Linked DNA regions of Homo sapiens: region 2 is linked to region 1. Evidence: read pairs that join two places in POLR2A ChIA-PET (ENCODE). Cell type or tissue: HepG2. All regions are shown on one strand. Links, peaks and the distances in the headings refer to the core of each region. The heading gives the core; the rest is flanking DNA.

Region 1 (15,433 bases), core at 3,383-8,382:
GAAGAAATACCTGAGACTGGGTAACTTATATAAAGGAAAGAGGTGTTTTGTTGTTGTTGTTGCTGGTGGTTTTTGTTTGTTTGTTTTTGAGATGGAGTCTCCCTCTCTTACCCAGGCTGGAGTGCAGTGGTACGATCTCGGCTCACTGCAACCTCTGCCTCCCAGGTTCAAGCAATTCTCCTGCCTCAGCCTCCCAGGTAGCCTGGATTACAGGCACCTGCCACCATGCCTGGCTAATTTTTTTGTATTTTTAGTAGAGACAGAGTTTCGCCATGTTGGCCAGGCTGGTTTTGAACTCCTGACCTCAAGTGATCCATCTGCCTCGGCCCCCATGCCTGGCCTAAAGGAAAGAGGTTTAATCGACTCACAGTTCCACAGGGCTGGGGAGGCCTCATGAAACTTATAGTCACGGCAGAAGGGGAAGCAAACACATCCTTCTTCACATGGCGGCAGGAAGGAGAAGAATGAGAGCGAGGGGGTGGGAGGGAAGCCCCTCATAAAACCATCAGAGCTCGTGAGAACTCACTATTGCGAGAACAGCATGAGGGTAACCACCACCAGGATTAAATTATCTCCCACCAGGTCCCTCCCATGACATGTGGGGATTGTGGAAACTACAATTCAAGATGAAATTTGGGTGGGGACACAGCCACATCATACCATCACTAGGAAGATCAAGACGTGATTAAAGGGTTAAAGCTTTCAGTTCCACCCCATGACTTTCAGGGGAGGGAGAGGGGCTGGAGATGTAGTGAATCACTCACGATCAGTGTTTTCCTTAATCATGCCTATGTAATGAAGCTGCCATAAAAACCCTAAATGATGGAGATGGGGTTCAAAGAGCTTCCAGGTTGGTGAATGCATCCACGAACCAGGAGGTTGACACACTCCAAACTCCACAGGGACAAACACTCCTGCATTTGGGACCCTTCCAGAGACCTCTGCCCTGTGTACCTCTTCATCTCACCGTTCATTTGTATCCTTTATAATAAACAGGTAAACATAAGTAAAGTGTTTCCCTGAGTTGTCTGAGCTGTTATAGCAAATTATTGAACATGAAGGGGGCTTAGGGGAACCCTTGATTTATAGCCATGTCAGACGGAACTGTGGGTCACCTGGGGACCCACTACTTGTGTCATCATCTGAAGGGGGAACAGTCTTGTGGGAAGTAAGCTCCTAACCTGTGGGGTCTCCCCTAACTCTGGGTAGTGTCAAATTGAATTAAATTGTGGGAGACCCAGTTGTTGTATGCAGAGTGTTAACAGAAAAACCAAACACTAAAATATTAAAAGAGGTTTATTCTGAGCCAATACGAGTGACCATGGCTTGGGGAACAGTCTCAAAAAGTCCTGAGAATGTGCCCAAGGTTGTTGGGTTATGGTTTGGTTTTATAAATTTTAGGGAGACAGGAATTTTAGGTAAAATCATAAATCAGTGTATACAGACTAAAGAGGTGGGATGTCTTGAAGTGGGGCCTCTATTATAGGTCATTGGTAGGTTCAAAGATTTTCTGATTGGCAATTGGTTGAAAGAGCTAAGCTTTGTCTCAGTAGAAAGAAATGCTTGCAATAAGATAAGGTGGGTTGTGGAGGCCAAGATTCTTGTTATGTAGATGAAGCCTCCTAGGTAGCAGCCCTCAGATAGAATAGATGGTGAATGTCTCTTTTCAGATCTTAAAGGTGTCAAGACCCTAATTTAGCCTTTCCTAGGTCCAGAAAAAGCCTAGAAAGGGAAGGCCTGGCTGCATTGATGAAAATTCTCTGCAGATGCAAATCCCACCCCCACCCCAAAAGACAGCTTTGTAGGGCCATTCCAAAATATTCAAAGACATCTATTTTGGACTAAAATATTTTTATTTCCTTCATGGTTTGCCATCTGTCATGTCATGCTATGCCAGTCAGCCTGGAATTTGGCATCTCACTGCCATAGTTTGTTTACTCAGTCTTATAATCTTTATTTTAATGTTCATGCTGGTCAACTGGGCCTAAACTCCAAAAGGGAGAAGGTGTCATGAAGTGTATCTGACCTCCCTTCCCGTCATGGCTGGGAATTCCATTTTTCAGGTTTCTCTGGGGTCCTCTTGGCCAAGAGGGGATCTATTCAGTTGGATAGGAGGCTTAGAATTTTATTTTTGGTTTACAAGAGAGTTGGAGAATGACTTGGTGTAGGAAACTCACATAGTTGATGTCAGAAGTGTTGTAAAAGTAGAAGGAATGTATTTTTCTTTATATGGATTTCCTACCAGAGTGATGTTTTCTAATTTATAATTATTCCAATTTGAAGAGATCCCACTAGTATTAAAAATGCTGGGCCAGGTGTGATGGCTCATGCCTGTAATCCCTGCACTTTGGGAGGCCAGGGCAGGCAGATAACTGGAGGTCAGGAATTTGAGACCAGCCTCCAACATTGCAAAACCTCCTCTCTACAAAAATACAAAAAAAAGAATTAGCCAGGTCTGGTCGTGGGCGCCTGTAATGCCAGCTACTGAGGAGGCTGAGACAGGAGAACTGCTTGAACCTGGGAGGCGGAAGTTGCAGTGAGCCGAGATCGCACCACTGCACTCCAGCCTGGGCAACGAGCGAAAACTCCATCTCATTAAAAAAAAAAAAAGTGCTGGCCGGGCATGGTGGCTCACGTTGGTAATCCCACCACTTTGCAGGACAAGATGGGAGTATCACTTGGGAGTTTGAGACCAGCCTAGGCAACATAGAAAGACCCCATCTCCACAAAAATAATTTTAAAATTAGCCAGTCATGGTGGCACACAACTGTAGTCTCAGCTACTCAGGAGGCTGAGGTGGGAGGCTCTCTTGAGCCCCAGGACTTCGAGGCTACAGTAAGCTATGATCACACTGTTGAACTCCAGCCTGGGTGACAGAATGAAACCTTGCCCCTACAAAATTAACATTTTTAAAAAGAAACACCGTGTGAGGACTCCCAAGCTCAAATAATTTAGTAAAGTCTTTGATACTAAATATAAAACACGGTCCTTTTTACATTTTGTCAGGGAGCACACTGGTAAGCCTGTGAAACCCATCATAGCTCAGCTTCTTAGCCACCATTGTAGGTTTTTACACGAATTTTTCAGACCTCCTTAATTGTACTGTCAGAAGGATGCATAAATTGAGCTACTTAAATTAAATATTTATGGATTGAATTTTAAGCTTTTAAGCTTGGATTTGATCATACTAGCAGATCTTTCTCCTTATTTATCAAAAATGACAAGCCCAGAAATAGCCCTGGTTGGAGATCAGTATCATTGTGCTCATAAGTTTGGTTTGAGGATAAATTGAGGCCTTGCATAAATAATCTCTCTTCATTATAGCATTGACCATCTTAGCTATATTTTACAGATTCTTCAGATGGCCACAGTGAATGGTTTGGTCATGAGAGTCTTCTCTGGGAAATAAACATACAGCTGGAGATCCCTATTAGGCTGAGGACATAAATAAATCAATGTTTTCTGGTTTGCACTGTAGCTCCAACACGTTAAAAGAAGAGGAGGAGGTGGAGGAGAAGGAGGGAGGGAAAGAGGGACGGGAGGAAAAAAATACACAGAAGAAAATACTCAAATCATAAAAGAAAGTTTAACCCAAAATATATGTGGATTGGAAAGTATTATGGATAAACCCTAAACATAGTTCTTAAAACTGGAAATTTGGCCTGGCATGGGGGCTCACACCTGTAATCCCAGCACTTTGGGAGGTTGAGGCAGGCGGATCACCTGAGGCCAGGAGTTTGAGACCAGCCTACCAACATGGCAAAACCCCATCTCTATAAAAAATACAAAAATTAGCCGGGCATGGTGGTGCATGCTTGTAGTCTCAGCTACTTGGGCTGCTGGGGTGGGAGAACCGCTTGAGCCTGGGAGGCGTAGGTTGCAGTGAGCTGAGATCGCACCACTGCACTCCAACCTGGGTGATAGAGTGAGACTCCATCTCAAAAAAAAAAAAAAAAAAAAAAAGCTGGCAATTAGTAGGGGCATTCAGAGTGCTCTCTAGACACTGTGTGTGCCTAATAAAACCAGGAGCCCGGGGGTATTTCTGCCTCTAAGCAAACAGGAAACAATAACTGCTTGGGATGTAGAGGGCTTCTTGCCATGACGTGTCCCCTGAACTTGAAGTTATGCCCAAAGGTCTCATTACCTCAGAAGAGATGAAAAAAAAATTGTAGGTGGCTGAACGAGGCAGAGAGGGAAGTTGATATAAGAAGAAAAATTGTTTAGGATTGTCAACCTAAAGGAAAAAACAGAGGCACAAAATATAATTTTAAAGAGTTTCCTTGGGCAGAGATAAGGACGGCTGCCCGGAAGACTCAAACCCAAGTAATCTTGATATGAGCTCTCGCTGGTTTTGTGTGTGTGTGTGTTTTTGTTTTGTTTTGTTGTGTTGTGTTGTGTTGTGTTTTTTGAGACAGTCTCACTCTGTCACCCAGGTCAGAGTTCAGTGGCACGATCTCAGCTCACTGCAACCTCTGCCTCCCGAGTTCAAGCGATTATTCTGCCTCGGCCCCCTGAGTAGCTGGGACTACAGGCACATGCCACCATGCCCGGCTAATTTTTGTATTTTTAGTAGAGACGGGGTTTCACCATATTGGCCAGGCTGGTCTCGAACTCCTGACCTTGTGATCTGCCCACCTCGGCTTCCCAAAGTGCTGGAATTACAGGCATGAGCCACCAGGCCCGGCCTTCTGGTTGGTTTTTAAAGGCAAAAAGAGGCACAAGGAGTGGGTTGATAGCAAAGTTGTTTATTAGGATTCTCACTGATTTACAGAAATAACATTGATTGATGATTGGCTATTCATTTTTGAACTATAGTGTATGAGTTATGGTGTCCAGTGTGCAGCATTGTTCGATTAATTTATAGCTACTTGTGGCAGCAGTCAGTCTAGAGTCCACATAACAAGCAGCTTGAAGAAATGGTTACCCAGCTCAAGGCGGGAGTCCCCAGCACTGTGGGAGGCCAAAGGGGGCGGATCACCAGGTCAGGAATTCAAGACCAGCTTGGCCAACATGGTGAAACCCTGTCTCTACTAAAACTACAAAAATTAGCTGGGCATGGTGGCGTGTGCTTGTAATCCCAGGTACCTGGGAGACTGAGGTGGGAGAATCGCTTGAACCGAAACCTGGGAGGCAGAGATCACAGTGAGCCACGATAGCGCTACTGCACTCCAGCCTGGGTGACAGACAGAGTGAGACCTGATTTTTTTTTTTTTAGACAGAGTCTCACTCTGTCACCCAGGCTGGAGTGCAGTGGCGCTATCATGGCTCACTGCAGGCTTGACCTTTGAGCTCAAGCGTTCCTCTCACCTCAGCCTTCCGAGTAGCTGGGTCTACAGGCATGCACCACCACATCCAGCTAATTTTTTGTATTTTTTTATAGAGACAGGGTTTCGCTGTGTTGCCCGGGCTGGTCTCAAAATCCTGGGCTCAAGCATTCCTCCTGCCTCAGCCTCCCAAAATGCTGGGATTACAGGAGTGAGCCACCGCACCCGGCCTCAAGATTTCTAATCATGTGTTCATGGGGGCATGCCCATGACATGTCTCCAATAAGGCTGAAGCATTCTCCCAGTGAAATGCGTGGAGCTATCTTCCTGATGGCCAGGCAGATGAAATAGCAGGTTTCCCCCAGATAAAATCTCCATTTCTCCATGTAAAATAGATTGGTGGTCAAGCCTAGAAAACAGTTTGAAGGAACTTTTCTCAAAAGTTCCAGTGTTAGGTTTCTTCAGAGGTACATACAGATAGAGGGGTGACCAAATATCTTTTTTTTTCTCATTTATTTATTTTTTTAATTTGAGACAGAATCTCAATCTGTTGCCCAGGCTGGAGTGCAGTGACACGATCTTGGCTCACTGCAACCTCTGCCTCCCCTGTTCAAGTGACTCTCGTGTCTCAGTCTCCCAAGTAGGGGATTACAGGCTGTGCCACCACACCGTGCTAACTTTCTGTAGTTTTAGTAGAGATGGGGGTTTCACCATGTTGGCCAGACTGGTCTTGAACTCCTGGCCTCAAGTGATCCACCTGCCTCAGCCTCCCCAAGTGCTGGGATTACAGGCATGAGCCACCACGCCCAGCTGTGACCAAATATCTTAAGAGACACTGCCCTTCAGTTTAGCAGCAGGGGGGGTGGTAAGCAACACCTGATATAGTCCCTCCCAACAGGATCGGAGGGAATCTTCTATTTGATGGTGATTGTAATAAACAAAATCTTCAGGTTGGAGGCCATAATCTTTTATGTCTTCATCTCCAGGGAGCTTACTGCTAAAATAACCTTTAATTAATCTAGAATTTTTAGTGAGAGGCTTTATAAGGCCTTGGCAATAATGAAGAAAATCAGCTGGGCACAATGGCTCATGCCTGTAATCTCAGCACTTTGGGATGCCAAGGCAGGAAGAACACTTGAGCCCAGGACCTCAAGACCAGCCTGGGCAACACAGTGAGACCCCATTTTCTACAAAGAATTTTTTAAAAAGTTAGCCGGGCATGGTGGCACGCACCTGTATTCCCAGCTACTTGGGAGGCTGAGGTGAGAGGATGCCTTGAGCTCAGGAGGTAGAGGCTGCAGTGAGCCCAGATAGTGCCACTCCACTCCAGCCTGGGAGACAGAGCAATACCCTGTGTCAAAAATAAAATAAAATAAAGAAAATCACCCTTAAGGAAAGCTAGTTTGTAGGCTTCTTCACTCAGGCGCATGGGTGAAGTAGAAAATTCCTGTACATTTTGCCAATTGATTTTTATTACCCTCTGTGCATTCCACCAGTTCAGAAGACCTAGGGTGATGTGTGTGTGTGTGTGTGTGTGTGTGTATATATATATATATGTATATGTGTATATAGATATATATATATGTATATATATATAACCAAAAAAAACTTTTGAGTAAACTGCAAAAGAAAAAAAGAAAGAAAAGAAAAGACCTAGGGTGGTACGCACAATGGAAATGCTGGAAAATCAGCCATGTGAACAAATAGACCAAAATAGACCAAATTATTTGACCAGTGAAATGGGTTCCTCAGTTGCTGTGAAGCACAGAAGGAACTCCCCAAGAAGGAAAAGGACAACACTTAAAATGGCCATGGTTAAAGATGCCAATGATGAAGGAATTTGGTCAATTTGGTCATTTTCTTTTGTTTCTTTTTTTCTTTTGCAGTTTACTCAAAAGTTTTTTTTGGTTATATATATATACATATATATATACACATATACACATATACATATATATATATACACACACACACACACACACACACATCACCCTAGGTCTTCTGAACTGGTGGAATGCACAGAGGGTAATAAAAATCAATTGGCAAAATGTACAGGAATTTTCTACTTCACCCATGCGCCTGAGTGAAGAAGCCTACAAACTAGCTTTCCTTAAGGGTGATTTTCTTTATTTTATTTTATTTTTGACACAGGGTATTGCTCTGTCTCCCAGGCTGGAGTGGAGTGGCACTATCTGGGCTCACTGCAGCCTCTACCTCCTGAGCTCAAGGCATCCTCTCACCTCAGCCTCCCAAGTAGCTGGGAATACAGGTGCGTGCCACCATGCCCGGCTAACTTTTTAAAAAATTCTTTGTAGAAAATGGGGTCTCACTGTGTTGCCCAGGCTGGTCTTGAGGTCCTGGGCTCAAGTGTTCTTCCTGCCTTGGCATCCCAAAGTGCTGAGATTACAGGCATGAGCCATTGTGCCCAGCTGATTTTCTTCATTATTGCCAAGGCCTTATAAAGCCTCTCACTAAAAATTCTAGATTAATTAAAGGTTATTTTAGCAGTAAGCTCCCTGGAGATGAAGACATAAAAGATTATGGCCTCCAACCTGAAGATTTTGTTTATTACAATCACCATCAAATAGAAGATTCCCTCCGATCCTGTTGGGAGGGACTATATCAGGTGTTGCTTACCACCCCCCCTGCTGCTAAACTGAAGGGCAGTGTCTCTTAAGATATTTGGTCACAGCTGGGCGTGGTGGCTCATGCCTGTAATCCCAGCACTTGGGGAGGCTGAGGCAGGTGGATCACTTGAGGCCAGGAGTTCAAGACCAGTCTGGCCAACATGGTGAAACCCCCATCTCTACTAAAACTACAGAAAGTTAGCACGGTGTGGTGGCACAGCCTGTAATCCCCTACTTGGGAGACTGAGACACGAGAGTCACTTGAACAGGGGAGGCAGAGGTTGCAGTGAGCCAAGATCGTGTCACTGCACTCCAGCCTGGGCAACAGATTGAGATTCTGTCTCAAATTAAAAAAATAAATAAATGAGAAAAAAAAAGATATTTGGTCACCCCTCTATCTGTATGTACCTCTGAAGAAACCTAACACTGGAACTTTTGAGAAAAGTTCCTTCAAACTGTTTTCTAGGCTTGACCACCAATCTATTTTACATGGAGAAATGGAGATTTTATCTGGGGGAAACCTGCTATTTCATCTGCCTGGCCATCAGGAAGATAGCTCCACGCATTTCACTGGGAGAATGCTTCAGCCTTATTGGAGACATGTCATGGGCATGCCCCCATGAACACATGATTAGAAATCTTGAGGCCGGGTGCGGTGGCTCACTCCTGTAATCCCAGCATTTTGGGAGGCTGAGGCATGAGAGTCACTTGAACAGGGGAGGCAGAGGTCGCAGCGAGCCAAGATCGTGTCAGGTCTCACTCTGTCGCCCAGGCTGGAGTGCAGCCTGGTCTCTGTTGCCCAGGCTGGAGTGCAGTAGCGCTATCGTGGCTCACTGTGACCTCTGCCTCCCAGGTTTCGGTTCAAGCGATTCTCCCACCTCAGTCTCCCGGGTACCTGGGATTACAAGCACATGCCACCATGCCCAGCTAATTTTTGTAGTTTTAGTAGAGACAGGGTTTCACCATGTTGGCCAGGCTGGTCTTGAATTCCTGACCTGGTGATCCGCCCCCTTTGGCCTCCCACAGTGCTGGGGACTCCCGCCTTGAGCTGGGTAACCATTTCTTCAAGCTGCTTGTTATGTGGACTCTAGACTGACTGCTGCCACAAGTAGCTATAAATTAATCGAACAATGCTGCACACTGGACACCATAACTCATACCCTGTAGTTCAAAAATGAATAGCCAATCATCAATCAATGTTATTTCTGTAAATCAGTGAGAATCCTAATAAACAACTTTGCTATCAACCCCACTCCTTGTGCCCCTTTTTGCCTTTAAAAACCAACCAGAGGGCCGGGCCTGGTGGCTCATGCCTGTAATTCCAGCACTTTGGGAAGCCGAGGTGGGCAGATCACAAGGTCAGGAGTTCGAGACCAGCCTGGCCAATATGGTGAAACCCCGTCTCTACTAAAAATACAAAAATTAGCCGGGCATGGTGGCATGTGCCTGTAGTCCCAGCTACTCAGGGGGCCGAGGCAGAATAATCGCTTGAACTCGGGAGGCAGAGGTTGCAGTGAGCTGAGATCGTGCCACTGAACTCTGACCTGGGTGACAGAGTGAGACTGTCTCAAAAAACACAACACAACACAACACAACAAAACAAAACAAAACAAAAACACACACACAAAAAAAACCAGCGAGAGCTCATATCAAGATTACTTGGGTCTGAGTCTTCCGGGCAGCCGTCCTTATCTCTGCCCAAGGAAACTCTTTAAAATTATATTTTGTGCCTCTGTTTTTTCCTTTAGGTTGACAATCCTAAACAATTTTTCTTCTTATATCAACTTCCCTCTCTGCCTCGTTCAGCCACCTACAATTTTTTTTTCATCTCTTCTGAGGTAATGAGACCTTTGGGCATAACTTCAAGTTCAGGGGACACGTCATGGCAAGAAGCCCTCTACATCCCAAGCAGTTATTGTTTCCTGTTTGCTTAGAGGCAGAAATACCCCCGGGCTCCTGGTTTTATCAGGCACACACAGTGTCTAGGGAGCACTCTGAATGCCCCTACTAATTGCCAGCTTTTTTTTTTTTTTTTTTTGAGATGGAGTCTCACTCTATCACCCAGGTTGGAGTGCAGTGGTGCGATCTCAGCTCACTGCAACCTACGCCTCCCAGGCTCAAGCGGTTCTCCCACCCCAGCAGCCCAAGTAGCTGAGACTACAAGCATGCACCACCATGCCCGGCTAATTTTTGTGTTTTTTATAGAGATGAGGTTTTGCCATGTTGGTAGGCTGGTCTCAAACTCCTGGCCTCAGGTGATCCGCCTGCCTCAACCTCCCAAAGTGCTGGGATTACAGGTGTGAGCCCCCATGCCAGGCCAAATTTCCAGTTTTAAGAACTATATTTAGGGTTTATCCATAATACTTTCCGATCCACATATATTTTGGGTTAAACTTTCTTTTATGATTTGAGTATTTTCTTCTGTGTATTTTTTTCCTCCCGTCCCTCTTTCCCTCCCTCCTTCTCCTCCACCTCCTCCTCTTCTTTTAACGTGTTGGAGCTACAGTGCAAACCAGAAAACATTGATTTATTTATGTCCTCAGCCTAATAGGGATCTCCAGCTGTATGTTTATTTCCCAAAGAAGACTCTCATGACCAAACCATTCACTGTGGCCATCTGAAGAATCTGTAAAATATAGCTAAGATGGTCAATGCTATAATGAAGAGAGATTATTTATGCAAGGCCTCAATTTATCCTCAAACCAAACTTATGAGCACAATGATACTGATCTCCAACCAGGGCTATTTCTGGGCTTGTCATTTTTGATGAATAAGGAAGAACGATCTGCTAGTATGATCAAATCCAAGCTTTTATTCAATCCGTAACTATTTAATTTGACTAGCTCAATTTATGCATCCTTCTGACAGTACAGTTAGGAAGGTCTGAAAAATTCGTGTAAAAACCTACAATGGTGGCTAAGAAGCTGAGCTATGATGGGTTTCACAGGCTTACTAGTGTGCTCCCTGACAAAATGTAAAAAGGACCGTGTTTTATATTTAGTATCAAAGACTTTACTAAATTATTTGAGCTTGGCAGTCCTCACACAGTGTTTCTTTTTAAAAATTTTACTTTTGAAGGACAAGGTTTCATTCTGTCACCCAGGCTGGAGTTCAACAGTGTGATCATAGCTTACTGTAGCCTCGAAGTCCTGGGGCTCAAGAGAGCCTCCCACCTCAGCCTCCTGAGTAGCTGAGATTACAGGTGTGTGCCACCATGACTGGCTACTTTTAAAATTAATTTTGTGGAGATGAGGTCTTGCTGTGTTGCCTAGACTGCTCTCAAACTCCCAAGTGATACTCCCATCTTGTCCTGCAAAGTGGTGGGATTACCAACGTGAGCCACCATGCCCGGGCAGCACTTTATTTATTTATTTTTTTAATAAGATGGAGTTTTCGCTCGTTGCCCAGGCTGGAGTGCAGTGTCGCGATCTCGGCTCACTGCAACTTCCACCTCCCAGTTTCAAGCAATCCTCCTGTCTCAGCCTCCTGAGTAGCTGGGATTACAGGTGCCCACCACCAGACCCGACTAATTTTTTTTTTGTATTTTTGTAGAGAGGAGGTTTTGCAATGTTGGAGGCTGGTCTCAAACTCCTGACCTCCAGTTATCTGCCTGCCCCGGCCTCCCAAAGTGCAGGGATTACAGGCATGAGCCACCACAGCTGGCCCAGCATTTTTAATACTAGTGGGATCTTTTCAAATTGGAATAATTCTAAATTAGAAAACATTGCACTGGTAGGAAATCCATATAAAGAAAAATACATTCCTTCTACTCTTACAACACTTCTGACATCAACTGTGTGAATTTCCTACACCAAGTCATTCTCCAACTCTCTTGTAAACCAAAAATAAAATTCTAAGCCCTCTATCCAACTGAATAGATCCCCTCTTGGCCAAGAGGACCCCAGAGAAACCTGAAAAATGGAATTCCCAGCCATGACGGGAAGGGAGGTCAGATACACTTCATGATACCTTCTCCCTTTTGGAGTTTAGGCCCAGCTGACCAGCATGAACATTAAAATATTTTACATATATATATATATATTTTGAGTCAAGAGTTTCACTCTTATCACCCAGGCGGGAGTGCAGTGGTATGATCATGGTTCACTGCAACCTCCGCTTCCCAGGTTCAAGCGATTCTCCTGCCTCAGCCTCCCAAGTAGCTGGGACTACAGGTGCCCAGCATCACGCCCAGCTAATTTTTGTATTTTCAGTAGAGAAGGGTTTCACCATGTTGCCCAGGATGTCTCCGTCTCTTGACCTCATGACCCCCCCGCCTCAGCCTCCCAAAGTGCTAGGATTATAGGCATGAGCCACTGTGCCCAGACTGGTTTATATTTTTTTGTTTTGTTTTTTTTGAGAGAGGGTCTCATTCTGTCACCCAGGCTGGAGTGCGGTGGCATGGACCATGGCTCACTGCAGCCTCTACTTCCCTCTCAAGTGATCCTCCCACCTCAGCCTCTGGAATAGCTGGGACTACAGATGTGCACCACCACACCCGGCTAATTTTTTTTATGTTGCCTAGGTTGGCCTCAACTCCTGGGCTCAAGTGATCCTCCTACCTCAGCCTCCCAAAGTGTTGAGATTACAGGCATGAGCCACCACGCCCGGCCTACTCAAAAAGTCTTTTATTAATATTTCATGAAAATCTTGTTTAAAAGAGAAAACCAAATTAGTGTATTATTAATATTAAAGCTAATTTTAATAAAGCTTTATAAACTTCTATCCAATATCAATCAGCTTTGACCACACAAGATAAATTTCTACAAACCTTTGATAACCTCTTACAATTTTTCCCATTTTCTTTCCTTCTCCAATTTTCCATTTCCATTTGGTTTATCTACGTCATTTTTTCCTTCTTTTATTCCTTCAATTTAATACAACCTAAACCAGACAAAATTACTTTTCCTTTAACAAAACCACATCTTTATGACTTTTTTCATAACCTTTTCACCAAAAAAAATTATTTTCTTTATATGCTCTATATAGAATTGTTTCTCATCTCTAGTTTTAGTTACCATATATTAGTCAGAATTTTAACTTTTAGTAACCTTAATTCACATTGGAAACCCAAGAAGCAAGCGATTTTTTTTTTTTTTTTTTTGAGGCATAGTCTGCTCTGTTGCCCAAGCTGGATTATAGTGGTGCCATCTTGGCTCACTGCAACCTCCACCTCCCAGCTTCAATTGATTCTCATTCCTCAGCCTCCAGAGTAGCTGGGACTACAGGCATGCGCCACTATACCTGGCTAATTTTTGTATTTTTAGTAGAGACAGGGTTTCACCATGTGGGTGAGGGTGGTCTCAAACTCCTAGCCTCAAGTGATCCGCCCTCCTTAGCCTCCCAAAGTGCTACGATTATAGATGGGAGCCACACCACCCAGCAAGAAGTAAGCAATTTTTAAATGTTAGTCACATGCTAACAACTTATGAATACACATTTTATAATTTTTAGAAACATAGGCTTTCTAATGGAAGAATATTTTGGTGTGGAACAGGACATATTTACTAACAAATTGAAAATTTTTTTTTGGCCAGGTGCGGTGGCTCATGCCTGTAATCCCAGCACTTTGGGAGGCCGAGGTGAGTGGATCACCTGAGGTCAGGAGTTTGAGACCAGCCTTGCCAACATGATGAAACTCCATCGCTACTAAAAATACAAAAATTAGCCAGGCATGCTGGGCACCTATAATCATAGCTACTCAGGAGGCTGAGGCATGAGAATCACTTGAACCCATGGGGTGGAGGTTGTAGTGAGCCAAGATCATGCCACTGCACTCCAGTCTGGGCAACAGAGTGTGACTCCAACTCAAAAAAAAAAAAAAAAGAATAATTATTTTTTACATAGGCTTTTAAATTGACTTTGATGGAACTGTGTTCCATAGGAGGAATCTCGGATAAGACTTTTTTAAAGCTGAGCCCAGCCATGGATTTGTGCCATCAAGTATCTTATGAGTTGAGTGTTCCTCTCTCTTGGGGTTCCAATACAAATTTGGGGCTCCTAAGCCTGTCAGAAAGTGACATTCTTTACCTAGCGAAGGTCAGGAACCCTGTACAGGGGCGAAGTAGACAAGGGGTATGAGGCCAGTTTTTCCAAGGGGCTTTATTTGGCTCCATAATTCAAGTTTGATTCCTTAATGGAAAGCACACCATTCCAGTCAAAGTCTTGGTAAAATAACCAGTTTCTCCAATTGTGTCCTGTTACAAATGAAAACAGATTATTACTGCACTTATGCAAATAACTTTATTGTCATAAGTTAAGAATAATCACAGCTGGGCGTGGTGTCTCACACCTGTAATCCCAGCACTTTGGGAGGCTGAGTGAGGCGGATCACCTGAGGTCAGGAGTGCGAGACCAGCCTGACCAACATGGAGAAACCCTGTCTCTACTAAAAATACAAAACAAAATTAGCCAGGCGTGGCGGCACATGCCTATAATCCCAGCTACTCGGGAGGCTGAAGCAGGAGAATCACTTGAACCCAGGAGGTGGAGGTTGTGGTGAGCTGAGATGGCGTCATTGCACTCCAGCCTGGGCAACAAGAGCAAAACTCCATCTCAAAAGAAAAAAGAATACTCACAAATAGTTTCCAAATTATTGAAAAATCAGGTAGAGTGAAACAAATATGCTCCAGATTTTGTTCATAGGAATATAATTTACTCACTTGTTAAAATCTGTAAATAGCTTAAAAGTTTTCTTGACTCTGAAAAACAAAACAAAGGATCAGCAACGTTTTAAGCAAAAAGCTAAAAAGATCACTTCAGACTTCTATTAGTTTATTCCACACAGTTAATTCCTATTCTGCTTGATATTCATGAACATTTCAGCAGTCCATGAGTCCTGAAAGTTTTTCCTCTATTCTGATGTCACAATCTCCAAAGTTATTAGAAACCTGCATTCAAGAGGACGTGTTAGAGTGTTATAGCTGATTATAAAACCACATTCTAAAGAGGACCAAAACAAGACAATTGTTCATGGATGACAAAAAGTTCTAGGGCAGCCATAGTCAAAGACACAGTTGACAAGGGAATGTGTTACCTCTGTGGCACACAATAATTTAAAATAGTAATTATAATTATTACTGATAATATACACTAAGTCATATCAGAATTATAGGAGGCTCCCATAATTTTAGAACACATACCAATAACATTTTATACAAATATAGCCCAAAGAAAACCAAACCCCATTTCATATTTGACAATGCTTCTGGTATAATTTTAATATCCAATAAGCCAAATATGTCATTTTTGGACTTTAGGGTAACTATTAATAATATCTTAAAGGATTAGCTAGATCAGAAAAAACATGATTTATAATTTGATTTTGGAAAGTTTGTCAAATATCAAAGGTTTAAAACACATCACAAAATAAGATTACAGGTCATTGTAAAATAAGTCATTCATTTAACCAAAGTGATAACTCAAGGATTTCCAAAAAATAAAAAAAAAGGTAAAAACCTTCATTCTTTGAGAGAGAAGACTTAATTTTCCAAACAATAAGCCCAAATAAAAACAGCGTGAAGCCAATTTGTTTTTCAAAATTGC
Region 2 (15,433 bases), core at 4,115-9,114, 170 kb after region 1:
TGTCTATTTTCCCCTGTAGCTTTAATTATTTTTGCTTTAAATATTTTAGGCTATTTTATTAGGCACATATTAATTTAGATGGTTATATCTATCTGGTGAATTTTTTTTAAACATTGTCATCACTTTATTATTACTGCATAGTGACCACCTCTACACTAATAATGTTTTTCGTCTTAAAGTTTGTTATTAATTTGGTCTTTTTAAGACAGGGTCTTGCTGTGTTGCCCAGACTGAGTGCAGTGGCATGATCACAGCTCACTGCAGCCTTGACTTCCCAGGCTAAAGTGATCCTCCTGCCTCAGCCTCCCAAGTAGCTGGGACTACAGGCCTGCACCACCACGCCTGGCTAATTTTTGATTTTTTGTAGAGATGGGGTCTCCCCATGTTGCCCAGGCTGGTCTTGAACTCCTGAGCTCAAGTGATCCTCCCTTCTCAGCCTCCCAAAGTGCTGGGATTACATGCATAATTCACCATGATTCGTCTTAAAGTTTGGTTATTAATGCAGAAATACCACCTTGCTTTTGGTGTAACTTTTTCAAGCTCACCCTTTCCATATCCTTATGCTTAGGTGGTCAAATATGCCTTTTTAAAAAATATTTTGAACATTTTTAAGTATATAGTTTAGTGACATTAATTACATTCCCATTGTTGTGCAACCATTATCCATCTCTAGAACATTTTTTATCTTCCCAAATGAAACTCCATACCCATTAAACAAATATCACCTCCCCTCCATTCTCTATTTTCTATTCTTGATTTCATAGACCTTATAAGTCTATGCTTGGCTGGGAGTGGTGGCTCATGCCTGTAATCCCAGCACTTCAGGAGGCTGAGGCAGGTGTATCACTCTAACCCAGGAGTTTGAGACCAGCCTGGGCAACGTGGCAAAACCCTGCCTCTACTAAAACCACAAAGATTAGCCGGGCATGGTGGTGGCATTCGCCTGTAGTCCCAGCTACTTAGGAGGCCGAGGCAGGGGAATCACTTGAACCTGGGAGGCAAAGGTTGCAGCGAGCCGAGACTGCACCACTGCACACCAGCCTGGGCAACAACGGAGTGAGACCTTGTCAAAAAAAAAAAAAAAAAAAAAAAAAGCCGGGCGCGGTGGCTCATGCCCATAGTCCCAGCACTTTGGGAGGCCGAGGCAGACAGATCACTTAAGGTCAGGAGATCGAGACCATCTTGGCCAACGTGGTGAAACCCCGTCTCTACTAAAATACAAAAAATTAGCTGGGTGTGGTGGTGCACACCTGTAGTCCCAGCTACTCAGGAGGCTGAGGCAGGGGAATCGCTTGAACCCAGGAGGCAGAGTTTGCAGTGAGCTAAGATCACACCACTGCACTCCAGCCTGGCGACAGAGCAAGACTCTGTCTCAAAAAAAAAAAAAATCTGCTTGGTTCTCCTTGATAATCTCTTGTTGTTTATTCATGTTCAGATCATACATTTTTTTTTAAATTTTTTTAAAGCTTTTTGAGACCAAGTCTCACTCTGTCACCCAGGCTGGAGTGTAGTGGTGCGATCTCGGCAGCTCACTGCACCTCTGCCTTCTGGGTTGAATCGATTCTTGTGTCTCAGCCTCCCAAGTAGCTGGGACAATAGGCGCATGCCACCACACCCAGCTAATTTTTGTGTTTGTAGCAGAGACAGGGTTTCACCATTTTGCCCAGGCTGGTCTCAAACTCCTGGGCTCAAGCGATCCACCTGCCTCAGCCTCCCAAAGTGCTGGGAAGCCACCATGCCTGCCCATATGTATATATTAACAATAACTTATCATATATGTCAAAATAGCTACAAGAGATGATTTGTAATGTTCTCAACACAAAGAAATGATAAATGTTTGAGGTGATGAATATCCCAGTTACCCAGATTTGATCATTATACATTGTATGCTTGTGTCAAAAGGTCACATATACCCCACAAATATGTACAACTATAATGTAGCCATAATTAAAAATAATTTTTTTTTGTTTTTTGTAAATTTTGTGTGTGTTCTTTTTCTTTAAAAACAGATTCTAAAAATTCATGTGTTAACCTTTCTATATCATATATAGGAGACCACTACCTGGAGTTCTGTAGCATCTAAATCTGTTGTGTGTTGTTTCTGTTGATTCTTACTCATAGTGGCTAGCATCTTTATGTGCTGGTGATCTCTGATTGTGAGCTCACTGCTTGATATTGAGCAATAGGAATCCTTCATATCTAAATTTGGACACATTCCTCCAAAGAGGATTTGAATCTGCTTCTGCCTGGAGCCAGGGGTGTCACCAACATGAAACACTTCAGCCCTCTTTGAGGGTCCTAGCTCCATGTATTTTGAGGGTTCTCACTTCATGTAGTTGGAGGGTCCTAGCTCCATGTATTTGGAGGGTCTTAGCTCCATGTATTTTGAGGGTCCTCGCTTCATGTAGTTGGAGGGTCCTAGCTCCATGTATTTGGAGGGTCTTAGCTCCATGTATTTTGAGGGTCCTAGCTTCATGTATTTTGAGGGTCCTAGCTCTGTGTATTCTGAGGGTCCTAGTTCCGTGTATTTTGAGGGTCCTAGCTCTGTGTATTTTGAGGGTCCTAGCTCCATATATTTTGAGGGTCCTAGCTTCATGTATTTTGAGGGTCCTAGCTCCATGTATTTGGAGGGTCCTAGCACCATGTAGATGCCCACATTCATGTCCCCAACCTCCCTCCTGGCCAAAGCTCCCAGCTTTGGCTGCACTTTCCTTTGTGGGTAAGGAAGTGGCTTTGGCAGACAAGGCCTAGAGCTTGATAGACAACACATCCTCAAAGAATTATAGCCTCTTTTTCTAGAATTTTTTTTTTTTTTTCTGTAGCAGGAAGGCTCCTCTCTGCTTCAAGTCCACCACATCCCTAAGGAGCAGAAATTCTCCAAGCCATTCCACACTTATCCATAGTAGCCATCTTTTTGATATGTGAATCCGTTCACATCACACTCCTGCGTAAATCCTTCAATGACTCCTCTTAGTCTTTAAGTATAAAGTTTGAACTCCTTACCTAGCATACTGTATTAGTTCATTCTCACACTACTATAAGAACTACTCAACGCTGGGTAATTTATAAAGAAAAGAGGTTTAATAGGCTCACTGTTCTGCAGGCTGTACAGGAGGCATGGCTGGGGAGGCCTCAGGAAACTTACGATCATGGCTGAAGGTGAAGGGGAAGCAGGCACATCTTACATGGCCAGAGCAAGTGGAAGAGAGCAAAGGGGGAGGTGCTACAGACTCTTAAACAACCAGATCTTGTGAGAACTGGCACAAGAACAGCAGGGGGGAAATATATTACCATGACCCAGTCAACTCCCACCAGGCCCCTCCTTCAACACTGGAAATTACAATTCAACATGAGATTTGGGCAGGGATGCAGAGCCAAACCATACCACATACAAAGCCCCACAAGATCTAGCCCCTGACTCTCTTGCCAGCCCCAACTCTTTCAATGGTCTCCCTTTCCACTCCCAAACTCCTGCCTCAGGAAATTTTTCCAGACTCCTAACCTTAAGTCTAGGTTGGGAGTTCCTGGATGTGCTCCCAGACGACTTTGCACTTCCCCTATCCTTGTACCTGACCTGTGGTCCTGTGTGTTAGTCTGTTTTGCATTGCTATAGGGAATACCTGAGTCTGGGCAATTTGTATAGAAGAGTTTTCTCTGGCTCGCTGTTCTGCCAACTGTACGGGAAGCATGGCACCAGCATCTCCTTCTGATAAGGGCCTCAGAAAGCTTCCAATCATGGCAGAAGGTTAAGGGGGGGGCATGCATGTCAAGTGGTGAGAGAGAGAAAAAGAGAGAGATGGAGGGAGGTCCCAGACTCTTTTTAAGAATCAGATCTGGCTGGGTGCGTTGGCTCATGCCTATAGTCCTAGCACTTTGGGAGGCCAAGGCGGGTGGATCATCTGAGGTCAGGAGTTTGAGAGCAGCCTCGCCAACATGCTGAAACCCCGTCTCTACTAAAAATACAAAAATTAGCGGGGCATAGTGCCTGTAGTCCCAGCTACTCAGGAGGCTGAGGCAGGAGAATCGCTTGAACCTGGGAGTTGAAGGTTGCAGTGAGCCAAGATTGTGGCATTGCATGGGCCTGGCACCAGGCAAGAAAGAGTGATGAAATAAAAGTTTTCTGTATCTCGGCCAGGTGTGGCTCACATCTACAATTCCAGCACTTTGGGAGGCCGAGGCGGGCAGATCACAGGGTCAGGAGTTTGAGACCAGCCCGGCCAACATGGTGAAACCCCCATCTCTACTAAAAATACAAAATTTAGCCAGGCATGGTGGCGTGCACCTTTAATCCCAGCTACTCTGGAGGCTGAGGCAGGAGAATCACTTGAACCCAGGAGGCAGAGGTTGCAGTGAGCTGAGATGGCGGCACTACACTCCAGCCTGGGCGACAGAGTGAGACTCCATCTCAAAAAAAGAATCAGATCCTGCAGCAACTCATTACCACAGGGAGGGCACCAAGCCATTCATGAGGGAACCAAGCTCCCATGACCCAAACACCTCCCACAAGGCCCACCTCCAACATTGGGGATCATATTTCAATGTGAAATTTGGAGGGACAAATACCCAAACCATATCATGCTGTAATTAGATGTCTGAATCCCCCGCTACACATAATCCCCTCCTAAACTGTATACTTCATGAGTGCAGAAACATTGTCTGTCTGGTTCACTAATATGCCATCAGCACTTGGCATGTGTGTTCTTAAAAATCTGATGAATGAGTGAACACCTCTATTGAGCTCCCAGTGTTTTTTCTTATTGATTTTCGCAAATTCTTTATGTGTTAACTATATTAACGCATTGCCATTGCCTGGGAATATTTTCGCCAAGTTATTTGCCTTTTAATTTTGGCTTTTTTTTTTTTTTTTTTTTTTTGGCAGGAAGGAGCATAAAGCAGCTTTACATTTGAATGCGGACAGATCTATTGATCTTTTTCTGTTAAGATCTCTTCAAAATGTTTCCAAGTTTAGAAAGTCTTTCCCTTGCTAGATGTGTAATAAGTGTTCACTTCTATTTTTTATGCACACAGCTGTCCATTTAATCTTCCCAAAGCAGGGCTCTGATCATTTCTCTCCTCTGCTCAAAAATGTTTAACCATCTCCTTGGAGCCTTTAGAATAAAGTCCAAATTCTTTAACTCGCCTCCAAGGCTTTTCAGGATTTAACCTGAGGCTGCCTTTCCAGACTTTTTTTTTCCTGTCCCCCAAATGAGCCTGAGCTCCTGGCAAAGTGAAGGGTTTGCCTCTCTCTGTCTGTGTTCTGCCCTTCCCACCTCCAGGCCTTTTACCTGTTGGTCCCTCTGCAGGGAATGTCCATCCTTCATTTCTATATGGATTTTTTTTTTTTGAGACACAGTCTTGCTCTGTTGCCTAGGCTAGAGTGCAGTGGTGTGATGTTGGCTCACTGCAGCCTCCACCTCCCGGGTTCAAGCAATTTTCCTGCCTCAGCCTCCCAAGTAGCTGGGATTACATGTGTGTGCCACCATGCCTGGCTAATTCGTGTATTTTTAGTAGAGACAGGGTTTTTACCATGTTGGCCAGGCTGGTCTTGAACTCCTGACGTCAAGTGATCCACCCACCTCAGCCTCCCAAAGTGCTGGGAATTACAGGTGTGAACCACTGCACCCGGCTCTATATGGATATTTAAATCCTATTGATTCTTCAATCCCTACTTTGTTTAAAAAGCCTCACTTTACCCTTCCTCCTGAGAGAGTGACTGGTGGAGAGATAAGAAAACAAGCTTTGGAGTCAGACAAACCTGGGTTAAAATCTGAGTTCCTTTACTTGTTAGCCATTGGCCAAATCCTTTAACCTTTCCAAATCTGTTTCCTCATCTTTAAAATGGGAACAGAAAGCAATGAAGGACCACCAAGGACTGTCGGGCCGCTGCAAGGATGAACAGAATCTGAGATTGCGCGTAAAGATCCTAGCACAGTCTCCAGTTCACCCCACATTCTGCCACCTTGGAAGGGAGTCATCAGCTCTCTGGGGGTCACACCCTCCTCCACTAGTCATGTTTTCCCCCCGAAGGTTTCTGATGGATTCTCTGTTCTCTAATAATTCCACAAGGTGGCTGAGCTTTCCTTCTGAGGAGTTGAGAGCGGGTGAACAGGTTTCATCTCTAGGAATTCAGCTCAGGCCCCAGGCACCTTGGTCAGACTCCCACACCCATCTGGGCCCAAAGGAATCCCCTCCTTCCTTCCTCCCTTCTTCGTCTGAGGTCAGTTTCATTACCGGGAACTGTTGATATTTCCAAAGGGGTTCACCAGCACTTCCCGGCCCTCACCATCAGCACCCCACAATATGATGATAAGTCAAGTGGAACAAAGATAATCCTCCCAGGTTTAAGGTGGGTAAACTGAGGCTCAAACTAGCTTCCATATATTTGTGTCTAGAACTTATGGGTCTTCGCAGCCAGAGAAGGGATTCATTTCGTGGGGGCGCTGAGGGGCCTGGGCAGCTGTGGTGGAGAACTGGGGGAGCTCTGGCCCCAGAGCAGGAGATGGGCCAGGAATCCTGTCTCTCAGGGCCTCTGCCTTGTCCTCGAGTAGGTTAATTCGAATCTCTCAGAGGCTGGCCTGGAGCTTAGTGTCTGTGCTTGCTTTGTGAACTGACTTTCTGAGTAGATTCTTTTGCCTGCATCTTTTGGGGAAGAAGCAAAGATGACGACTTACTGGCAGGGGCTGTATCTCTGGGGCTGAGAGTGAGGATGGGAACTTCCTGGACAGTGAAAAGAGCAAGTTTAGCTTCCGGAGGCCTGGCTGCTAGCCCCGCTCTGTACCCAGCATGCTGTACCACCTGGGACAAGTGCCTGCCCTCTCTGGACCCCAACTGCCCTCCCTAAAAAATGGAGATGGTGGTCGAAGGAGGTCTGTTGTGAATCTTAGTGTTCTCAAAGTGCTGTCCTGGGCTGAGCCCCTCCCTGAGCCCAGACTGTCCCCGGGGCCTGGCTTCACCAGGTTGGCCTGAGCAAAGCTGTGACCCCATTCGGCCGCCTCCACACGCTCTGTCCTGCCCTTCCCTGAGGGGCCTGGGCCTGGTCTTGGTCAGGCCTGGGGACAGAGCAGGGAGCCTCCAGGCCCAAGTTTGACCTCCTGAGTCGCTTCCCCTCTCCCTGGAGCCAGAACCAGCGTCCTCTTTCCCTCCTGCTTGAAATCTGAGCTCAGAGATCCAGGGAGGACTTTGGCTGCAAAACATTCCATCCGCGCTGTCCAAACACCCTGCACAGCTGGCGGAGGGAGGGGCAGCCAGAACTGGCTTTCAGGAACCCTGGGGCTGTTGTTTTCATGGAAATGGGGGAGCCCTCACTCTGAGGACCAGCACTGGCTGACCTGAGGAAGTTCACAGGGTCAAGTGGACCAAGGAAGGGCCCACCTGCACACATGTTTTTGGGGCTTACCCAGGGCCCCTCTGCTGAGCGCCCAGCCCTGCAGGGGAAAAATCCAGTTGCTTCAAAGTCTGCCCAGCCAGGTGTGCGTGGCTGCCTTGAGCCTGCCAGCTGGGAGGTGTCTGCACCACAGGCAGGCGGATGGTGGCCTTGTGAGCCTCCCCTCGTGACTGAGCTCTATGCAGAGGCAGGGGAAGGGCAGGCAGGAATGACGCTGAGATAGCAAGAAGGGGAGGCGACTTCAGGCAGCGGCTTTTACTGACAAGACGTCCCAGACCTGGCTGCTTCTTGCTGTGACTCACAAGTGACCCTGGATGAGTCTCTGAGCCTCAGTTTCCTCATCTGCAAGAAGAGACAATCGGGCCTTTTCTGGCTCTGCCTTTTTTCTAAGAAGTTACAACCAAAGACAAGATCCTCAAAGCTTCCCATCCAGTCCAAGCTGTGTCTAAATGTCCAGAAACATAACAGGTTTTTCCATAAAGTCTCCAGCAACTCTGACTCAGTTTCCCCTCTCCCGCCCCCGGCCAAGAGGCTGGTGGGGTCTTGGCAGGGAGGGACCAACTCCCACATATGATGCCACCAGCCAGGCCAAGCCCTTTCCCCTCTTGCCATGTTGGGGTGATGGGGAGACCCCCACCCTTCACATATCCTGTTTTCCATTAATTGTTTCCAGGTAAGCCCAGAGGTTGCCCAGCAGAGGAAGGTGGGGGCACAGGAGAATTGAGCAGGGGGATCAGAGAGGAGCAAAAACAGGAAGCGGGTGGGAGCAGGCCATGGAAAATTCATTGCCAGGAAAGGGAGGACAGCATCTGGTTTGCATTAGGCTGAGAGAGCTTCGCAGCCCAAAGCCCAAGTGGGAGATACTGTTATCCGCTGGGCGGGGCGGGGCAGGGTGGGGTGTGAGGAACTGGCAGCTTCTCCCCAGCAGGGACTCAGAGGCTAACCAGAAAGAAGAGGGAAGTACAGGCAGGAGGACGGGGCAGGAAACACTGAAGGAAGGAAACACTTCTTTCAGTCTACACTGTGGCAGACACTTCACAAATGTTATCTTCTTCTTCTTTTTTTTTTTTCCAAGACGGAGTTTGGCTCTTGTTGCCCAGGCTGGAGTGCAATGGTGGGATCTCAGCTCACCGCAACCTCTGCCTCCTGGGTTCAAGCGATTCTCCTGCCTCAGCCTCCCAAGTAGCTGGGATTACAGGCATGCGCCACCACCCCCGGCTAATTTTGTATTTTTAGTAGAGATGGGGTTTCTCCATGTTGGTCAGGCTGGTCTCAAACTCCCAACCTCAGAGATGATCCACTCGCCTCGGCCTCCTAAAGTGCTGGGATTACAGGCGTGAGCCAACGCCCCCAGCTGTCTTCTTTTTTTAAACTTTTTTTTTTTTTGAGACGGAGTCTCGCTTTGCCACCCAGGCTGGAATGCAGTGGCGTGATCTCGGCTCACTGCAAGCTCTGCCTCCCAGATTCACGCCATTCTCCTGCCTCAGCCTCCCGAGTAGCTGGGACTACAGGCGCCCGCCACCACGCCTGGCTAATTTTTTGTATTTTTAGTAGAGACGGGTTTTTTTTTAAATAATAGAGATGAGGTCTCGGTTTGTTGCCTAGGGTGGTCTCCTGGGCTCAAGCGATCCTCCCACCTCGGCCTCCCAAAGTGCTGGGATTACAGGCATGAGCCACCGCACCTGGCCACAAATGTTATCTGCTTTAATACTCACTATTTCACAGGGGAGAACTTCCCATTTTATATAGATGAGGAAACTGAGTCCCAGAGAGGTTAAGTGACTTGCCTAAGGCCACACAGTCAGCGAGTGGCAGAACTAGGATGAGAATTTGGGCCAAATGAAGACAGGGTGGCACATTCACACCATCCCACAGGTGGATGGAGTCTGTGTACCAGGCAAGGTGACACTGAGAAGGGTGACGAGGATGGCCCAGCCTCTGCCCAGAGGGCCACTCAGTTCTTGTGGGAGTGTCCAACAGTTCCAGGGGGTGTTTGTCATGACGCAGGGCTAACCATGTGTCTAAGGGCTCTGGTGCCTGCAGAGGAAAAAAGTAACCCACAGGGGAGGGCTTCCTAGAGGAGGGGGTATGAACAAAAGAGAAACTTACTAGCAGAGGCAGGATGCAGTGGAGATAGCAGTCAGGGGGGATAGTATGTGGAAAGAAGAGGAATGGGCACATCTGGGCAATGGCAACTGGCCTGGTGTGCTTTGGAGGGTGAGAATCCATTTCATAGTTGGAGAAACTGAGGCACGGAGAGGCTAACGTGCTCAAAGGCACACCGTCTGAAAGTGGGGTTGAATCCAGCCCGTCTGACCCCGGGCCTGTGTTCCCAGCTGCTACCGCTGAGTTGTTCCTGGGCGGTGGTGGTGAGAAGTTTTAAGGGTAGTGAGACCCCATCTCTCCAAAAAATAAAAAAAATTTAAAAATTAGCCAAGCATGGTGACACATGCCTGGAGTCCCAGCTGCTCAGGAGGCTGAGGTGGGAGGATGGCTTGAGCTGGGCAGTTTGAGGCTGCCCTCCAGCCTGGGTGACGGAGCGAGACCCTGCCTTGAAAAATTAAAAACAAACAAAAAACAAAACTGGGAATCTCAAATCTAAGAAAAAGAATTTAAAAATAAAGAAAAAAAATAAAAAATAACAGTTTTTTGTTTGTTTGTTTTGTTTTTTGAGACGGAGTTTTGCTCTTGTTGCCCAGGCTGGAGTGCAATGGCCCAGTCTCAGCTCACCGCAACCTCCGCCTCCCGGGTTCAAGCAATTCTCCTGCCTCAGGCTCCCGAGTAGCTGAGATTACAGGCATGCGCCACCATGCCCGGCTAATTTTGTATTTTTAGTAGAGACAGGGTTTCACCATGTTGGTCAGGCTGGTCTTGAACTGCTGACTTCAGGTCATCCGCCCGCCTCAGCCTCCCAAAGTGCTGGGATTACAGGCGTGAGCCTCCGCGCCCCACCAATAACAAAGTTTTAAGGGGATATTCAGGTTTGTGGTCACAGGCAGGAGGGCCTGTCTAGGGCTACACAGCCAGCTATGACAGCTATGACAGGATCAAGGCTGGACGGGCTCTTTCCAACACCCCAGCCTGCGTGGTGAGGGGACAAGCGGACCATCTGGGAGCCTGGCTGAAACACGGGGCCTCCCCTAGAGGTGTCTCACCTCCCCTGGCCCAGAGCCCAGGAAGGAGGGCCCAGTGTCTTCTGCTGCCTGAGGAGCCACAGGAGTTAATAATTACGGGGTTGAAGGAGATAGCGGCTGTCCTGGGAGGTGGTGCCTCCCTCCCAGGCTGCTGCTCTGGGGAGATAGCAAAGGTTAGTGTGAGGCTCAGCCTGGTGGGGGGAAGAAGGCTCCTGCTACCTCCCTTCCCGGCACCCTCCAGAGGGACCCTCAGTCTGGCCTTGCAAGCATGGACTCTTCTGAGGAGCACGCTGGGTGCCCCGCCCGAGGGACATGTCCCGTGTTCCTGGCCATGAGTGCAGGGACTGTCCGCTACGCCCCATCAGGCCTGTGCCCTGTACTTGAGGGGAACTTGAGAGAAGAGCCCTGGGGCACAGACAGGTGAGCTCAGGACCTGGGGCATGGAGGGGAGGGGGAGTCTTGGCAAGCTTCAGGGCAGCCAGTGTGAGAAGCTGGGCTCAGAGAGTCCTAGGCAATGGCTCTGATTGTCTTGTCCAATTTGGTGGCTGTACAGAGGTGGAGACTGAAGCTCAGAGAGGGCAAGACACTCATCCTGGGTCACACAGTGAGCTGAGGACACACCTGTAAGTCCAGAATCAGGGCCTGGGTTGTCCAGGCTGACTGTCTCCTGCTCCTCAGCTGCCTTCAGCCAAGGGTCTGTGGTCAAGGCTGCCAGGCTTGGGATGGAGCAGGCAGAGGGAGATAGAGGGAGGGAGGCTGAGGAGGGCAGTGGCTTGTAGGCAGAGGACACAACTTTTATTTATCCCTTCCCTGCCACTGGCCAGACACCTAGCATGTGCTCAGGAACCTCTTGCTGCCTGGCTGCACACAGCTGCAGCTGCCAGTGAGCCTCTAGTTTCTGGGTGGTCTTTTTGGAAAACGGGTGTAAGAGGACTCAGCCCCACTGCCCCTGGCTGGTGTGATATCAGGCAGGTTCCTTAACTTCTCCGAGCCCATCCTTTTCAACTGAGGAGCAAGTTCAGCTGAGCAGGAGGGTCCTCCCTACTGGGGGAGGCAGTGAGCCCTAGGAGTCCATGGTAGCAGGAAGCATGGATGACAGGCTATTTTTGGTTAGAAATTGAGTGTGGATGCTTCCAGAGTGGTGACCACAGACTTGTCCTTCAAGACCTCGCTCAAGGGCCTCCCCGGTCCACCAGACCTCCCAGGCTGAGGACTCTTCCTCCAGGGACATAGCCCTGAGCTGACGCCTCCTCCACCCTTTATCTCCCACTGGTCTGGGTTGCCATGACTTATCTCCTGCCGGGGCTTGTGAAGACTTGGAGGGCAAGGGCCCTGTGCTGGGTTCCTTTTGTGTCATTTTCTCCTCCTTCTCTAAATAGTGAACAAAATAAGGGCCAGGAAGACAACAGTTGCTCAAGACCAACTGATGAGGGATTCAAGCCAGCAAACACATGTGGACATCTGCTTTGGGTGGGCCAGACCCTGAGCTGGGCTGGGGGTGGGGTAGGGGAACATAGCTCCAAGAAAGAGAGAATCCCTGCCCTCTGGAAGCCGTGGCCATGGAAACAACTGCCCTGCTGAGTGATGGCTATGGGACGCCTGGGCTGAATGATTCTAGAAAGTTGGAAGGGATGCTATGGAGAACTGCCTAGGTTGTTCACTGCACAAAGTGCTGGCCAAGGGAGCAAGCAAGGCATAGAATCCAGCCTCGCCTCCACTCTCCAGATTCCATACCTTGCTGTGCGCTGTGCCCAGCGGGGAAAGAGCATTGTCTATTTGTGCCCTGGACGTGGAGGTCTTAGAGAATACGTCCCCCATCCTCCATCCTCCACCAACGTGGAGCCCCAGGAGGGCAGAACCTATGTCTGTACAGTTTCCTGCTGGGTCCCCAGCCCCTTGCATGCCCCATAGTCTATGCTCAGATGGAGTGGCTGAATGTATGAATGAGTAGAATGAATGAATAAAATGTATCCTCAAACGAAGATCTGACTAACTTGAGCCTGCGGCCTGAGTCAGTGGGCCTGGAGGGGTAGCACTGGGACCTCTGGTAGCACCTAGAAGGGGAAGTACCTCCCACCACGCTCCCAGTCCTCCCCTAGACAGGGAAGGTGGGAGCCATGGTACCTGGCGGGAGAGAAGACGGGTTCTGCTCTTACTGGTCCAGTCCCAGGCTGAAGTTGAGACGAATGATCAGGACTCAGAATGGGTGGGACAGAGGAACTGAGGGACAGGTAGACCAGTCGTCTGGGATTCAGGGAAGGTTTCACGGAGGATGTGGGACCAGACAGGTGTGTGTATGTGTGTGTGTCGGTGGGGGTGGGGTGGGGAATACTATCCAGAGGGCAGATGGTGAGTAAAGGCAGGGATGGGCAGAGCGTGTTAAGTGGCAGGAGGCTGAGTGAGGAGAGTTGGACCAGAAGTGGAAACTCCTTCGGGATAAAACTCAGAGAGTAGGACTCAGAAAACTTGTTTCGGGTTTGTCCCCTCCCCTTCCCAGCAGGCAGGATGTTGCACAGGGACAGGCACTAAGCAGACAGCCTAGGGAAGGAGGGCCGGGTGAGGAGGGGGGAGGGTGTCTGCTGGCCTTAAGTGACAATCTGTGTGAGAATCGAAGAGCTGAGAGCTCGGGAGCCATTGTAGGTTCTTGAGCAGGGGTGGCCCAAAGTGGGTGGTGCGGAGGGCGACTGGAGAGGAGGAGTCAGCTGGGGAGTCTGAGCGCGGCGCGGCCCGCGGGATGTTGGGGGCCGGGTTCCCTCCGAGCGCCGTGGTCTCCCTGTCCCGGCGCGGCGGGCCGGGTGGGGCCAGGCCTTGGGAGCGCGCGCCGGATCCCAGCGCCGGGCCGGCGGAGGGGCGGGGCCGGGCACGTGTCCTCGGGCCGCTCCCCCCTCCGCCACGTGACCCGCCCAGGGCAGGGTCGGGGCTGGGCTGGGGGCCGCGAGCCCAGGCGTCTGAGACCTACTGACCGGCCGCGGGCAGGGCTGACAGGCGGTGGGGCGGCTCGGCCCCTGGCGGAGTCGGCGGCGGGCGGGGACGCGGCGCTGGGAGGACGCGGCGGCGCTGGGAACGGACGCCTGGGCGCCCCGAGGCGCCGGGATGTGGAGCGGGTAGGTCCGCGCGCGCTCGCGGTCCCGCGCTGGGTCTGGGCCGCGGTCGCCTCCCGGGACGGGAGGATTTCGGGGGTCCCCGCCGGGTCTGCGCCGCCACCCGGAGGTGCTGTGCGCCCCCGCCCTGCCTGCAGGCGAGCCGACTTGCAGCCAGGAGACTCCGGGGGAGGGGTCGGGGGTGTCTCTCGGGGTGCAGGGTGCGAAGGGTGGGCAGCCGACCGTCCCGGGGTGACAGCGTCAACTCCTCTTAGCTCATCAGGAGCGCAAGTGAGAAGAGTTGGGGTGTGGGGAAGAGTGTGCACGACTCTGGGGCATGCACCTAGAGGAAGGACCCCCAGCCCACCCTCCCAACCTGTCCCTCAACCCCTTCGCTGGATGAACTCTTGGAAAGCAGTGTAGCTGGGAAAGAGGGGCTGGGTCTTTGCCAGGGTGGCTCCCAAGTTGAGGGCAGAACCTCCTTGTGGGGCTCTGGAAGTACGGAGGCTCTCAGAGGTGTGGAGTGGGAACCCCCCCCGCCCCGGCCCCGCAGCCTGGAGTGGGGTAGCAGAGACTCTGGGTCCTGGATTAGTGGCCCCAGTGGCTGTGTCTGTTCAGGCCACTGGTTCTCAGGGGCAGTTGCAGTTCCTGGCCCATCTGATGTGGGACCCCTGCCCTGTATGTGCAGAAAGGTTGTGGTGTTTTTGTGGAGTTGGGCAAACACTTCCTCTTCCCCGTGGCCGGGAAAGACCAGGTCGTGGAGGAAATGTGGCCAGAATGGGGGACAGGTTGTACTCCTGTGCCCCCTGGGCCAGATGAGTGGTCCCAGGAGAGGGCTACTGCCCAGCTACAGCTGGGGAGTGAGGGAAGCCCCCCGGAAAGGCAGGCAGGATCCACTTCACTCCATGGCACCTAGCAAAGGTTGAGCTGCGATGCTAGGGGAGGGATGGCCTTTCATCCCCAGCAGGGGGTGTGGAGAGAGTGGGCTCCTGTTAGGGGTGAGGTGTGGAGAGGCTTGGGACTTTTTTTTTTTTTGAGACGGAGTCTTGCTCTGTCACCCAGGCTGGAGTGCAGTGGCGAGATCTCAGCTCACTGCAACCTCCGCTGCCTGAGTACAAGCAATTCGCCTGACTCAGCCTCCTGAGTAGCTGCGACTACAGGCACACACCACCACACCCGGCTAATTTTTGTATTTTTAGTAGAGACGGGGTTTCACAATATTGATCAGGCTGGTCTCGAACTCCTGACCTCAGGTGATCCACCAGCCTCAGCCTCCCAAAGTGCTAGGATTACAGGCTTTTACCACCACGCCCTGCCCTAAGACTTGAGACTCTTTTTTTTTTTTTTTTGAGACAGAGTGTCACTCTGTCGCCCAGGCTGGAGTGCAGTGGCGCGGCTCAGTGCAAGCTCCACCTCCCAGGTTCACACCAGTCTCCTGCCTTAGCTTCCCGAGTAGCTGGGACTACAGGCGCCCGCCACCACGCCCAGCTAATTTTTTTGTGTTTTTAGTAGAGACAGGGTTTCACCATGTTAGCAAGGATGGTCTCGATCTCCTGACCTTGTGATCCGCCCGCCTCAGCCTCCCAAAGTGCTGGGATTACAGGTGTGAGCCACTGCACCCGGCCTGGGCTTGAGACTCTTAAAGGGAGAGAGTTGAAGGCCACTAGTGTATTTGTTGGCATTGTGCTTGGAGGAAGGAGGCTGGCTTAGGAGAAAGTGCTTGAGGTGGGTTTGTGGTACCTGGAGAGGTTAGGGCAGTCCTGCCCGGGGTGAATTGTGTTTGGGGAGCAGCCTCGTCTGCCGGAAGCCTGTGTCTTGTGCCGGCTGGGTGGACT

Evidence for each region. ChIA-PET counts read pairs that join two places held together with the same protein. Peaks named below come from ENCODE experiments on the same cell type or tissue, not always from the same donor. Only the 100,000 strongest peaks of a DNase experiment are listed, where the experiment ranks them.
Region 2: POLR2A ChIA-PET joins it to region 1 with 9 read pairs; 4 of 35 experiments call an interaction of 5 or more read pairs at or near these places.

What each region holds. Positions count from the first base shown.
Region 1 is chr11:62,089,521-62,104,953 of GRCh38, reverse strand. No RefSeq gene overlaps it. Among named protein-coding and RNA genes, the nearest start is that of LINC02733, 15 kb to the right of the region's middle. RefSeq lists an enhancer at 1,378-1,879. In HepG2, for the core only: no CTCF peak of the experiment used is centred there; a DNase peak (open chromatin) is centred at 5,283.
Region 2 is chr11:61,915,546-61,930,978 of GRCh38, reverse strand. RAB3IL1 (RAB3A interacting protein like 1) reads left to right here and starts at 13,413. Exons shown (of 10, transcript NM_013401.4): 1 at 13,413-13,622. The coding sequence starts at 13,612. RefSeq lists enhancers at 6,968-7,262, 7,017-7,766. In HepG2, for the core only: no CTCF peak of the experiment used is centred there; DNase peaks (open chromatin) are centred at 7,198 and 7,528; H3K4me3 peaks cover 1,303 bases; H3K27me3 peaks cover 34 bases.